Regions from separate parts of the Homo sapiens genome. Here region 2 is linked to region 1. A link is a contact called in ENCODE Hi-C or POLR2A ChIA-PET data. All regions are on one chromosome and are shown on one strand. The core of a region is the stretch at or near the end of the contact, and the rest is flanking DNA. Distances in the headings are between cores, read along the strand shown. Region 1 overlaps ZNRF1 (zinc and ring finger 1). Region 2 overlaps CFDP1 (craniofacial development protein 1).

Evidence for each region. Hi-C counts contacts between places; a loop is a spot of excess contacts on that map. ChIA-PET counts read pairs that join two places held with the same protein, here RNA polymerase II (POLR2A). Pooled maps may share reads with other maps.
Region 2: a loop to region 1 is called in a map with no recorded cell type, with 10 times the contacts of the local background. The contact joins two enhancer-like sites. A Hi-C loop is called at or near these places in 2 of 37 single-sample maps with no recorded cell type and 3 of 50 pooled maps. POLR2A ChIA-PET finds 5 or more read pairs at or near these places in 1 of 52 experiments (activated CD4-positive, alpha-beta T cell).

Annotation. Positions count from the first base shown.
Region 1 is chr16:75,073,079-75,079,332 of GRCh38, forward strand. The region is part of intron 1 of ZNRF1 (zinc and ring finger 1); the gene reads left to right. Among named protein-coding and RNA genes, the nearest start is that of LDHD, 41 kb to the right of the region's middle. RefSeq lists enhancers at 1,758-2,258, 2,259-2,759, 2,609-2,838 and a silencer at 6,024-6,225. Within about 2 kb of position 2,247, at least 7 of the 41 ENCODE cell types and tissues checked have a DNase peak (open chromatin) inside an H3K27ac peak, as active enhancers do.
Region 2 is chr16:75,375,769-75,382,043 of GRCh38, forward strand. All of the region lies in intron 5 of CFDP1 (craniofacial development protein 1), which reads right to left. Among named protein-coding and RNA genes, the nearest start is that of CFDP1, 55 kb to the right of the region's middle. RefSeq lists enhancers at 839-1,336, 4,749-4,858. Within about 2 kb of position 4,648, at least 5 of the 41 ENCODE cell types and tissues checked have a DNase peak (open chromatin) inside an H3K27ac peak, as active enhancers do.

The DNA of each region.
Region 1 (6,254 bases), core at 997-3,496:
AAGAGTTGGAGACCAACCTGGGTAACATAGTGAGACCCCATCTCTCTCTCTCTCTCTCTCTCTCTCTCTCTCTCTGTCTCTCTGTCTATATATATGTATATATATATACACACATAGATATGTATACGTATCTATATACATAGATTTATATACATAAATATAAAATTGAGGCAAGATTTTTTTTTTCACAATTGTTGATTGCTTGCTAGTTTTTATTAATAGCTGTTGTTTTTCCTTTCTTTTTAGACCTCCCTCCAGTGCATGGTGTTGAGTTAATGCTATTACATGTTTGACACACTATTGCTGGTCTCACTGGTCTTGGCCAGGCTGCTGTCTTGGTTTTATTCATTCATACATTGATCTGTTTTTTAATTCCTGTTGTCCATTCCCCACCCCGCCGTAGCCAACCATGTCAATATGTTTGGTGTATTGGTTTAATTTTTCATTTCTGTGCATACATGGGTTTTGTTAATCTAAGGTTTTAGTTGTGTGCATGTGTTTTTAACTTAGGTAAAATGGCACAAATGGCCTGGTGCTACGGATTCTTTTGTTTCTTTTTTTCTCTCAGCACTGTTTTTGGATCTGTCCGACGTGCACATTTAATCCATTGCTTGTGGCTGCTGCATAGTATTCATCATGTACATGCTCTGCGGGGACCTTGCCCGTTCCCCTGGGGATCATCTGCTACCCGACATGGTTCTGTGGCCAACATCCTCGTGCTGTATTCTGATTGACCTGTGTGAGGATTTCGCTAGGAAATATACCCAGAAATAGGGTTGCCGGATCATAGACTAGGGAACTTTCCGGTTCACTTCTGAGGACTCAGAAAACATGATTATGTCCCTTTTCTCTTGCTATTTTCTCGTAAATGTCAGGAAGGTAGGTTGCTTAAAATACCCTAACTTTCAGCCTGGCTCTAGAATCTTGCAGTGCTACCACCCGGAGAGCAGAGATAAAGATTGGGATTTTATTCTCTGTGGGTCAGTTTGAGGTTTGCATTTTTTCACTTGGAATGATTGAAACTCGTGCTGCTCCTTCCGCGTGCATGTGTAAAACGAGCCACAGACTGCTAGTCTGTTCTGCTCTCCTGCTGTCCGTGACCGTTGCTAGACCTCCTGTATGGAGGCAGTGTGGTGCCATGGAAGGAGGCGATGCAGTAGAGTCAGGCCGGCATAAGTGGCTTCTCTGCATGTGTGTCAGCCCCATCCCTAAGCTGGGGTCATGCCACCCGGTGAGGCTCCATATGCCAGCATGTAGCACAGAGCCTACTGGGTGACCCTTCCAACAGCCCCTTGAGAGGAGAGGGCACAGTGCTGCATAAGTTGGTGTCTAAAGGGTGTGGAGTTGTATTTAAGCCTTTACTATCACATTGTGAATATTTATGGGTGGATTTATTTCGTGTCTGGAATTTTCTTCAAAATAATCTGGTGCAGGGAGAGTGAGTTGGGATAAAGATCAGATGACCATATAATTTATCATTCAATCCCAGGCAAGTTTGAAACTGAAAGAGGGAGCTATTAATTACACCAAGACGACACGCTTGAACTGGGGTTGTTGCAGCAAACCAAGACATGGACACCTCAGGGGAAAATCAGATAGGACTGACCCTGATTTGATCATTGTTGAAGCTGGGTGATGAGTACCTGGGAGCTCACTCTATTCAATTTTTTTGTTTGTCTGAAAATTTCCATAATAAAGGTTTTTTTAGGCCCAGTGCAGTGGCTCATGCCTATAATCCCAGCTCTTTAGGAGGCCTGGGCAGGAGGATCACTTGAAGCCAGGACTTGGAGGCCAGCCTGGGCAACATAACAAGGCCCTGTCTCTATAAAAAGTAATAATAATAAAATATTGAATAAATGTATTAAGGAAATGTTTGTATCAGAGTGCAGAAGCACCCAAAAGTTCGCACTGTCCAGGAAATGGCTGTTGAGTACTTTGCCAACCCCTGCCTGGGGTCATAAGCCCAGGTCACCATGCTGTCTGCTTTTCCCCCCTATCTCTGGGCACTTCCAGGTGGGGGTGGGTGGGAGGGAGTAAATGGAGAGGCTCCTCCTACTCTTCATTGTTGGTGGGAGGAATGAGAACCTGGAGGCTGTCCTAGCTGTCTGTGACTTGATTTAGCATAGGGGGAAAGGGCTGACCTTTTTCCTGCCAGCAGTACTGTCAAGGCCTGCCCAGGTGGCAGCCGAAGTAGCTCCCTTCATGCCCACTGCACACCACAGCATGGTGGCAGGGGCGCCTGCAGTCTGTGCACATGCACACATGATCGTTCTCTGCACCCCTTATCGGAACTGCGGGTTGGGCAGGAAGCAGCATGACCGCAGTGGGTTCCTAACCGACATTCTGTCTCACACACGCTTCACTGTCCTACTTAACCCTCGCTGTGGTATGGCAGTTACTGGAACCTTGACTGGTAGAAGGTAGCCTCTGCTGGGAATGGACTCAGACAGCAGGCTGACTGCCCTTAATTTGTTATCTCTTTCCGGTTGTACAGCTGGGCCTTTTTCACACATTTCCGTGAAGTGTGATGTTCATTCATCCAACAGATATTTTCAAGAGCCCATCATATGCCAGGCTCTAGGGCTACAGCAGTAAAATAAACAGACTCTGCCTTCAAGGGGCTTATACTGTAAGGGGGCCACAGACAGCAGGTGCAGCAAAGGTGGAGGAGGAGGGTCACCTTTCTCACATGGCTGCTGAGTGCTCAGGAATCGATGTTAGGATGCTGTCATGTGGAGATCATTGGCAACCGTGGAAAGGATGGTTTTAGAGATTGGAGCAGGTTCAAGAGGAACTGGGAGAGGAAGTGAAGATGGCCATTGGAGATGCTTCATTGGAACTGGGGCAGTTGCTGCAGGTGTAGGTGGGATTGAGAGAGCGTTGTGTGAGGTAGAGAATAGCTTACATATGTGGACTCAGGAGAGAGGAAAAATATGCTTAACAGAACTTGTTCTGAATGGCCCTTTTGTATGCCATAGCAAATATCAAACAACCCTGATCATGAGATATAGAGCCCTGGAGGGCCTGATTCAGTTTTCTTCTTCCTTCAGAGTCCCATCTTCTCCATACTAAAAGTAAATCACAAATATTTGGATTGTTATTGACATATCTATTATATGTTTTAATCTTCTATCTATAATCTTTCTCTTGTTATATAAATGGTTCTGAACTTTTGGGTTCTAAGCCCAAACACTTTTGACATCTAACTCTATGAATCTCCCTTAGAATGTGGCATCTTATTTCAGGAGGCTGATGGATCCGCTGATGTCCATCCCCATAGGTTTCAGGTCAAGAGCCTGTGTGTGGGACACATTCGCTAGACAGCCACTTCGGGATGTGAAAGAAATGAGAGCTCTGTGGCCTCCTCTTTTCTTCTCTTCCCTAATGGGTCATCCCTTCACTGAGGGGAGAAATTATATTTGTTTTGCCATTTTCCTTACAACTTAATAACTAGAATACATATGAATGGATAGACAGACTGACTGACTTGATTGCTTATCCTATTTAAGTGTGGCACATTCAGTCCATAGCACATGGCATCCTCTCTTGGGGCACAGTTTTCAATGGTTTCCCAAGAGAGGATGCCATGTGCTACGGACTGAATGTGTTTTATCCCCCTCCTCCCCCAAAATTCATGTGTTGAAGCCTAATCCCTAATGTGATGGTATTTGAAGGAGGACTTTTGGGAGATAAGTGAGTTTAGAAGAGGTCGTGAGTGTGGTGCCTTTATGATGGAATTATTAGTGCCCCCAGAAGAAGAAGAGACACCAGCGCTTTCTCTCCAGCATGTGAGACACAGCAAGATGGTGGACCTTTGCAAATCAGGGAGAGGCCCTCACCACACATCAGACCTGGCAGCACCTTGATCTTGGGCTTCTCAACCTCCAGAGCCATGAGAGATAAATGTTTATTGTTTAAGCCGTCCAGTCTGCAGTATTTTGTTACAGCAGCTCAAACTGACTAAGATATCCTGCTTCATAATTTTCAGCAGAGCCAGGGAACCCCAGCTACTCTCCTTTAAGAGTTGATCCAGGCCGGGCATGGTGGCTCGTGCCTGTAATCTCAGCACTTTGGGAGGCCAAGGTGGGCGGACCACGAGGTCAGGAGATCGAGACCGTCCTGGCCAACATGGTGAAACCCCATCTGTACTGAAAATACAAAAAATTAGCTGGGGCTGGGCGCGGTGGCTCACGCCTGTAATCCCATCACTTTGGGAGGCTGAGGCAGGCGGATCACCTGAGGTCGGGAGTTTGAGACCAGCCTGACCAACATGTACAAACCCCGTCTCTACTAAAAATACAAAATTAGCCAGGCGTGGTGGTGTATGCCTGTAGTCCCAGCTATTCGGGAGGCCGAGGCAGGAGAATTGCTCGAACCTGGGAGACAGAGGTTGCGGTGAGCCAAGACCGCACCACTGCACTCCAGCCTGGCGACAGAGCGAGATTCCGTCTCAAAAAAACAAACAAAAAAAGAGTTGATTTTTTAGAAGAACAGCCATTTCTCTTAGAAGGTTTTACATTCATTTCCTGTTGTTGCTGTAGCAAATATCCACAAATTTGACAACACAAATGTATTTTCTTGCATTTTTGGAGATGAGAAATCTGCATTGGTCTCGCTGGGCTGAAATCAAGGTGTCTGCAGTGCTGTGCTGCTTCTGGAGGCTCTAGGGGAGAATCCATTTCCTTGTCTTTCCCAGCTCCTGGAGGCCACGCTTTCCTTGGCTCATGGTCCCTTCCTCTAACTTCAAAGCTAATGGCAAAGCATCTTCAAATCTCTGTCTGTCTGCTTCCATAGTCATGTCTTCTTCTCTGCCTCTCTCTTTCCATAATAAAGATGCTGTGATTACATCGGACCCACCTGAATAAGGTTCTGTATTCATCACATCTGCCAAGTGCTTTTCGCCATGTAAGGTAAACATTCACAGGTTCTGGGGATTCGGAGGTGGACATGTTTGGGGAGCCATTATTCTGCCTACCACACCTTTATACAACTGGTTGCACACATGTTCCCATGTAATGGCTAGGGTGGTAACATGATTTCTGTTTTACAGTTGAGAAAATGGAAGTTCACGGAGGTTCAGGAAATTGCCCTTGGTCACATAACTTGTGCGTGGAGAAGTCAGCACTTGAATGCTGTAGCTCTGAGCCCAGATCTCTGTTTTTCCATTATATCTGGCTGCTTGTTTTTTTAATTCTCTTCCATACATTTCTTTCTTTCCTTTTTTTTTTTTTTTTTTTTTTGACAGAGTCTCGCTCTGTTGCCCAGGCTGGAGTGCAATGGCGCAATCTCTGCTTACTGCAACCTCCGCCCCCCAGGTTCAAGTGATTCTCCTGCCTCAGCCTCCCGAATAGCTGGGATTACAAGCACACATCACCATGCCCGGCTAACTTTTGTATTTTTAGTAGAGATGGGGTTTCACCACGTTGGTCAGGCTGGTCTCGAACTCCCAACCTCATGTGATCCACCAGCCTCTGCCTCCCAAAGTGCTGGGATTACAGGCGTGAGCCACCACGCCTGGCCACACATTTCAATAAGTGGTATTTGTCAATATTTATGTTTCTGATGCCAATATTCTGGGAAGTTGAAGTGCTGACTTGAGAGAATGTTACAATCAATGTAAAGTTAGTCTTCAAGGTGAAAAGTCAAAATGAAGAAGGAATTGCCCATTTATGTGGTCCTCTTCTTTCATAAACATTTGTTTGTGAGGACCAATACAGATATTGCTTCCTGGCTTAACATTTCTGTCCACTGACATATACTTGGTTTTAATGTTATGTCATATCACACATCTTTTGCTTGCTAGCCAGATTTCTTGTTATCCTTAGGAGATCCTTAACTTTCTTAACCTTGGAACTGTTATTATGAATCAAGATTTACAAGGTATGTCCATGTTCCTGCTACCATGTTGGAGCCTCCTCCATGCCTTACTCCCAACCTTCTCCTTCTCCCATTCTTATCTACCCGGTTCAAGTAACCTGAACCAGAGGCAAAGAAAAGCAATATGGTAGCATACTTTACATGCCTTGAGTAGAAGTCATTCACTATTTTAGGGAGCTTAGAATTCATGGTCCTTCTCGTTCGTGCTTTCTGTCTGGAGAGTCTCTAGAAAACTGCTTTTGGGGGCCGGGCGCGGTGGCTCATGCCTGTAATCCCAACTCTTTGGTAGGCTGAGGCGGGCGGATCACAAGGTCAAAAGATCAAGACCATCCTGGCCAACATGGTGAAACCCCGTCTCTACTAAAAATACAAAAATT
Region 2 (6,275 bases), core at 3,398-5,897, 310 kb after region 1:
CGACAGAGCGAGACTCCATCTCAAAAAAAAAAAAAAAGACTGACAACATCACATGTGAACAAGGATACGTATGGACCAAGTAGAACCCTCATACATCACTGGCAAAATATAAAATGGTACAACCATCTTGAGGAACTGTTTGGCAGTTTCTTATAACATTAAGACTGAGCGTTGTGGCTCATGCCTATAATCCTTGCAGTTTGGGAGGCTGCAGCAGGAGGACTGCTTGAGCCTAGGAGTTTGAGACCAGCCTGCAACATGGGGAGACCCCATCTCTACAAAAAAATTAAAAATTAGCCAGACATAGTGGTGTGCACCTGTAGTCCCAGCTACTCGAGAGGCTGAGGTGGGAAGATCTCTTGAGCCACAGAGTTCAAGGCTGCAGTGAGCTGTGATTATGCCATTGCATTCCAGCCTGAGTGACAGAGCAAGACCCTGTCTCAGAAAAACCAAATCAAAACCAAAACAAAAACATTAAGCACACATCTACTCCATGACCTAGCAATTCCATTCCTAGGTATTTAGGTACCCAAGATAAATAAAAACATATGTCTTCAAAAAGATTTGGAAATAACCCATACGTTTATCAGCAGGATAGATGGATAAACTGTGGTATATATGAACAATTTATAAAAAGCAATGAACCACTGATATACACAGCAACATGATAAGTCTCAAATACATGTTCTTTCACTGTAGGTAAAAGAATCCAGGCACAAAAATTTAAAAAATGTATGCTTTGATTTCCATGACGTTCTGGAAAAGCAAAACTAATCTATCATGATAAAAATCAGTAGTTGCCTGGGGCAAAGAGCATAGGGCAAAAGCAACTGGAAAGGGGCATGAGGGAACTTTCTGGAGTGACGGAATCATACTATACCTTATCTTGGATAGTGGCTATGAAGTAGTAGGCAGGACAGGATTCCAGAGGCAGGGCTTGGATACCAAACCAAATTGATGACTAGCTAAAACAGGTATGGGGCAGAAGCGGCTTTCTGTAAGACACACCCACCAGTGTGCTATGTCAGTTTACCATTGGTATGACAACACCTGAGAGTTACCGCCCCTTCCCAGAGCAATGACCTGACGATCCAGAAGTTATTACCCTTTTCCTAGAAATTTCTGCATAAACTGCCCCTTAATCTGCATGTAATTAAAAGTAGATATAAATATGACTGCAGAACTGCCCTGAGCTGCTACTCTCAGCACAATGCCTATGCGGTAACCCTGCTCTGCAGGAGCAGTCAAGGAGCTGTTAACACTGCCGCTTCAATAAAGCTGTTTTCTTCTACCACCAGCTAGCTCTTGAATTACTTCCTGAGCAAAGCCAAGACCCTCCAGGGCTAAGCCCCAACTGGGGGCTTGGCTGTGCCCTGTATCAGTTATATGGATGTATTCAATTGTGAAAACTCATTAAATTGAACACTTAAGGCCCCTGTGATAATGAACCTACCTCCTGCCATAAAAGTCAAATGCTATGGGAACCAAAAAGCAGTACTTAATGAATGCTGTTTGATACATGATGAATAGATGAATACATGAAGACTGAGAAAATATTGAAGTGTGGAGTATAATTATCATTAAAATGCTCTCCATCATTCTTCTACCACTATATTGGTGTGAGTCCACACAAATCTCTTCAATTTATTGACCAATCACAATTAAGATGATATCCTTGTCTCTCTGAAATCCTGCTCTATTTATAACTCAACTCTTTCTTGAATATTTCCAATGAATGTCCATATAACAAGCTTTCCAGCTGAAGTAACAAAAGAAATAAAGAAAAGAAAAAGGTGGCAAAGAAGAAACTAAATGTGAGAGAAGATATGAAAAAGACTCCTTGTGTTCAAGTACAATCTAGTCAATTTAGTTCCAAAGGAAGAAAAACATGAAGTCACTAAATATGCTCCTAGTTGAAGGTCAGGGAAACCACTCAGAAAGGCCAACAGTTTGCTTCTCCACTTCTCGAGGTTCACTCAGTTCTATTGTGTTCTCATAGGCAGTAAAAACCAAAAGAAAATCATCCAAAGCAACAAACATGCAGTTGCCCCAAACTGCTTTAGCAATAAATAGAATTTCATGCTGAGTGGCAGACTGTTTAGCTCACATTCCTGTAACGTCCCCTACATCTATTTCACGCAGCAACTTCGCTAGCAGTCACCAGCCACAGCCTGAACACTGTAGTAACAGGGCACATTATACATCAAAATCCCTTAGATACATTTTAACCCAGCATCTATGGTAGAAAACAACCAAGAGTTTCTTGTTATCCACAAGGCAAGCCAAAGTTAAGTGCAGGAAAGGCTGAGGGAATACCATGTGCTTCCTTTCTGACTGGAAAACAAGGCTTCCAGGCAACACAGCAGGGTTTCTGTGCACTCTGACAGGGATGTGCGTTGTAAGCTGCATTGCTATGGAAACAACACTTCTACAACTAGAGGACAAGTCAACCTGAAATAAAGGAAATAGCAGGAATTGCAAAATAGGTCTTGTGGAATGAGTAAGGAGCATCTCACGTCTCTGCTTGAACTATGGCATGATTAAGCTGAAATAAAATGTCATTCCAATCATATAACAGACATTTACAGTCTGTTTTTGGGGTCAGCTACTTGCTGAACACAAGCTATGAAACCAAAACCACCCTGCTTTTAAGATGAAAACTGACAAAATATGCAAAACTAAAAGGATAAGAACTAAATTTCCACAGATCAAAGTTTTAAAAAATGGTGATCATTAATAAAAGCTATTCATTTACTCCTTAATCAAATACTATAAATTATTTGCCACGTACCAGGCTGGACACATACAAAAAAGACAAAATCTACGCCTTCAAGCTCACAGCGTAGTGATGGAGACTAAGGTGTAAAACTGACGATGAGGGAGTATGGGATAGTTAGTGCTACAATAAAGGCTATTAAACAAATGCAGTTGCAAAGGGGTAGTAGTTAGAGTTTAGTGCAAGACACAGACACTGACTGGCCGACAAAAAAGGAATTTATTTAAAAGATATTGGGGTAAAAACAAAGATACTGGTCTTTCCAAGTGTCCACAGAATATACAAGACAGACCACATCCTGGCCCATAAAATTAATATCAACAAATTTAAAAGAGTTGAAATCACAAAGAATGTGTTCACCAGCAACATGATCAAACTAGAAAGCAACAACAGAAAGACAACAGAAAACTCTCTGAAAACTTGGAAATGGAACAATACACTTCTAAATAATGCATGGGTCAAAAAGAAAGTCTCAAGGGAATTAAAAAAATAATGAACGGAATAAAATCATACATGTATCAAAAATTGTTGAATATAGCTAAAGCAGTGTGAGGGAAATGTGTAGTAAGAAATACATACAGTGTAAAGAGGAAAAGTCTCAAATCAATAATCTAAGCTCCAACTTCAAGAATCTAGTAAAAAAAAAGAGCAATATATAGGCAAACCAAGCAGAAGCAAGGAAATAATTATAGAAGTAAATGAAATTGAAAACATAAAGGGAAAGATCAATGAAACAGAGCTGGTTCTTTGAACAGATCAATAAAATCGACAAACGTCTAGCAAGACTGACCAAAAAAAAAAGAGAGAGAGAGAGAAGGCACAAATTACCAATATCGGAGGTAATGAAATGGGATATCACTACAAGTATCAAAAGGATAAGAGAATATTATGCAGAATTCTACCCAAATAAATTTGGCAACATAGACTAATTCCTCAAAAAAGACAAACCACAAGACACTCAATATGAAAGAGCCCTGTAACTATTAAGGAAACAATTTGTCATTTAAAAACTCCCAAAAAGGAAATCTCTAGATTAGTGATTACCAGAGGTTAAGGAGGGGGTGAGGGCAGGAGGAAAGTGTATGTAGCTATAGAGAACATGAGGAATCTTAGCAGATATGAAAATGTTCTGTATCTTGACTATATCTGTCAATGTAAATATCCCAGTTGTAATATTATAAGATGGTACCATAGGGGGAAACTGGGTCAAAGGAACAAGGAATCTCTGCACTAGTTTATATGACTACACATGAGTATACAACCTCTTAAAATTAAAGGTTTATTTATTTATTTTTTTAAAGGTAAAGGGATTGCTGGGCGTAGTGGCTCATGCCTGTAATCTAAGCACTTTGGGAGGCCGAGATGGGCATATCACTTGAGCCCAGGAGTTTGAGACCAGCCTGGGCAACATGGTGGAACCCTGTCTCTACTAAAAATACAAAAATTAGACAGGCGTGCAGGTACTCATTTGTAGTCCCAGCTACTTAGGAAGCTGAGGCAGGAAAATCGCTTGAACTCAGGAGGTGGAGGTTGCACTGAGCTGAGATTGTGCCACTGCACTCCAGCCTGGGCAACACAGCAAAACTCCATCTGAAAAAAAAAAAAGAAAGAAAAGCTACATAGGGTATCTGCACTTAAAGCCGATGAACTTCCATTTTAGGCAAGATGGATACTTAAGATAACCTAAACATTTTCCAGATAAAGACCTAGAAATGCTACATAAAATATACCAAAAATTATTTTAAGTGTATAGCTAAACTCATAAGAAAGAATGGGCAACCTCCGGGTATTTGGATCAAAGAAGGAACTGAAAACCACAGTAGAGCACATGAGCTGAAATAGTGGTTACAGCCGGCAGGGTGGGGTGGGGGAAGACAGTTTCAATAACTTCCAGTCGGGGTTTTATTTGCCACGTGATAATAAAAATGGTCTTGAGCTTACAGGCAGTAGAGAACTAGAACTAAGGCTAAAAGTGGAAAGTCAATGCATCCTCAATGAAAGGAAAGAGTTAGGAAAAAAAAAAAATCACATAACAGCCCAAGGAACAGAGAAGAAAGTGTATCTAAGCTTTTGGGCTGTAGCGGGTAGGAAGAAAGGTCTCTTTTAAGAACCGGAACGAACCCTGGGCCTGCAACCCACATAGATTTGGGCTTCAAAATTATACTTTCAATTATAATATCTGAATGTTCCAGGCACTCCAAACCAAAGAATTAACATAAAAATTGGCCCAGGCAAGAGCATCTAGAAAAAGCAAATTCATCCCCACTTTTTAAAACCAGGTCATATAAGATCACACCACAGATAAAACCTCGCTAAAGAGTAAAAACATATTAAACATAAAAGGAAATACTGACAGTGAACTGAAGGATTTTTTTGAGAGTTAGCAATCGACAGTAGCAGTTCAATAAACTAGAACTTACTAATAGACAACAAAGATAAAATTTTTGAGCATGTGACACTATCTAAGCTAAATCTCTGCCAAATTACCCCAGCAGTGGCACGTAGAGTGGAGAGAGGAAGAGTGACTACAGACTTTATGTAAACTTAGGAAATGATTACAATAGTCCAAGCCTTTCAAAAGATTTTAGAAAATATTCTAATTACATAGTGACAGATGCTTCAGAATGTAAGACCCAGGGCCAGGAGCAATGGCCCATACCTGTAATCCCAGCACTTTCAGAGGCCAACATGGGAGGAATGCCTGAAGGCAGGAGTTGGAGACCAGCCTGGGTAACAAAGTGAGACCCTGTCTCAATAAAAAATTAAAATTAAAATAGTTTTTTAAAAAAGAAAGAATGTAAGACCCAGAAAAAAGGCAATGAGAGTGGAGATAAAATGAGGGAGGGGGATATGAATGAATACTTACAGACATTTTGGGAGTAGAGTTAAAAGGACTCATTGGATTGGGCAGTTAGGGGCTAGGGGGAAAGACAAGAAAGGGAAAAACTAAAGGTGACACTGAGGTTGGGGCTCAACTACTATTGAGGAAAATAGTGGTATATTCTCCCTCTACCAACGACAGGCAGTTTTGGCCCAGCAGATGAGAACACTAGACTGGAAAGAAGCCTCAGATTTCTAGTCCAGGTTCTCTCTCTTTGGCAAGCTACTGAATTTCACATGTTGGTTTCTTCACTTCTGTAATATGGGAGGATTTAGGGAAACTGAGTTAAATACTGGACCAGTTGTGGAGTCAAGGGGATTCAGAATAAACTGCTTGCAAGCAGCAAGAGATATGGGTCTGGAGTTCAGGAGAAAAGCAGTACTGAAAGGACAGAGCAGAGGGAGAATCATCAGTGTTGAAAAGATGGTTAAAGTTGTAGCAGTAGATGATACTATTAGATGCATAAAGACAAGAGGCCTATGAATCTTGGGAAAACCCTAAGCAAATATAAGAAAGGTAGCAGTCGAAAGCTCAGAGACAATTAGCCAGGCATGGTGGTGCATGCCTGTAGTCCCAGCTACACAGGAGGCTGAGGTGGGAAGATCACTTGAGCCAGAA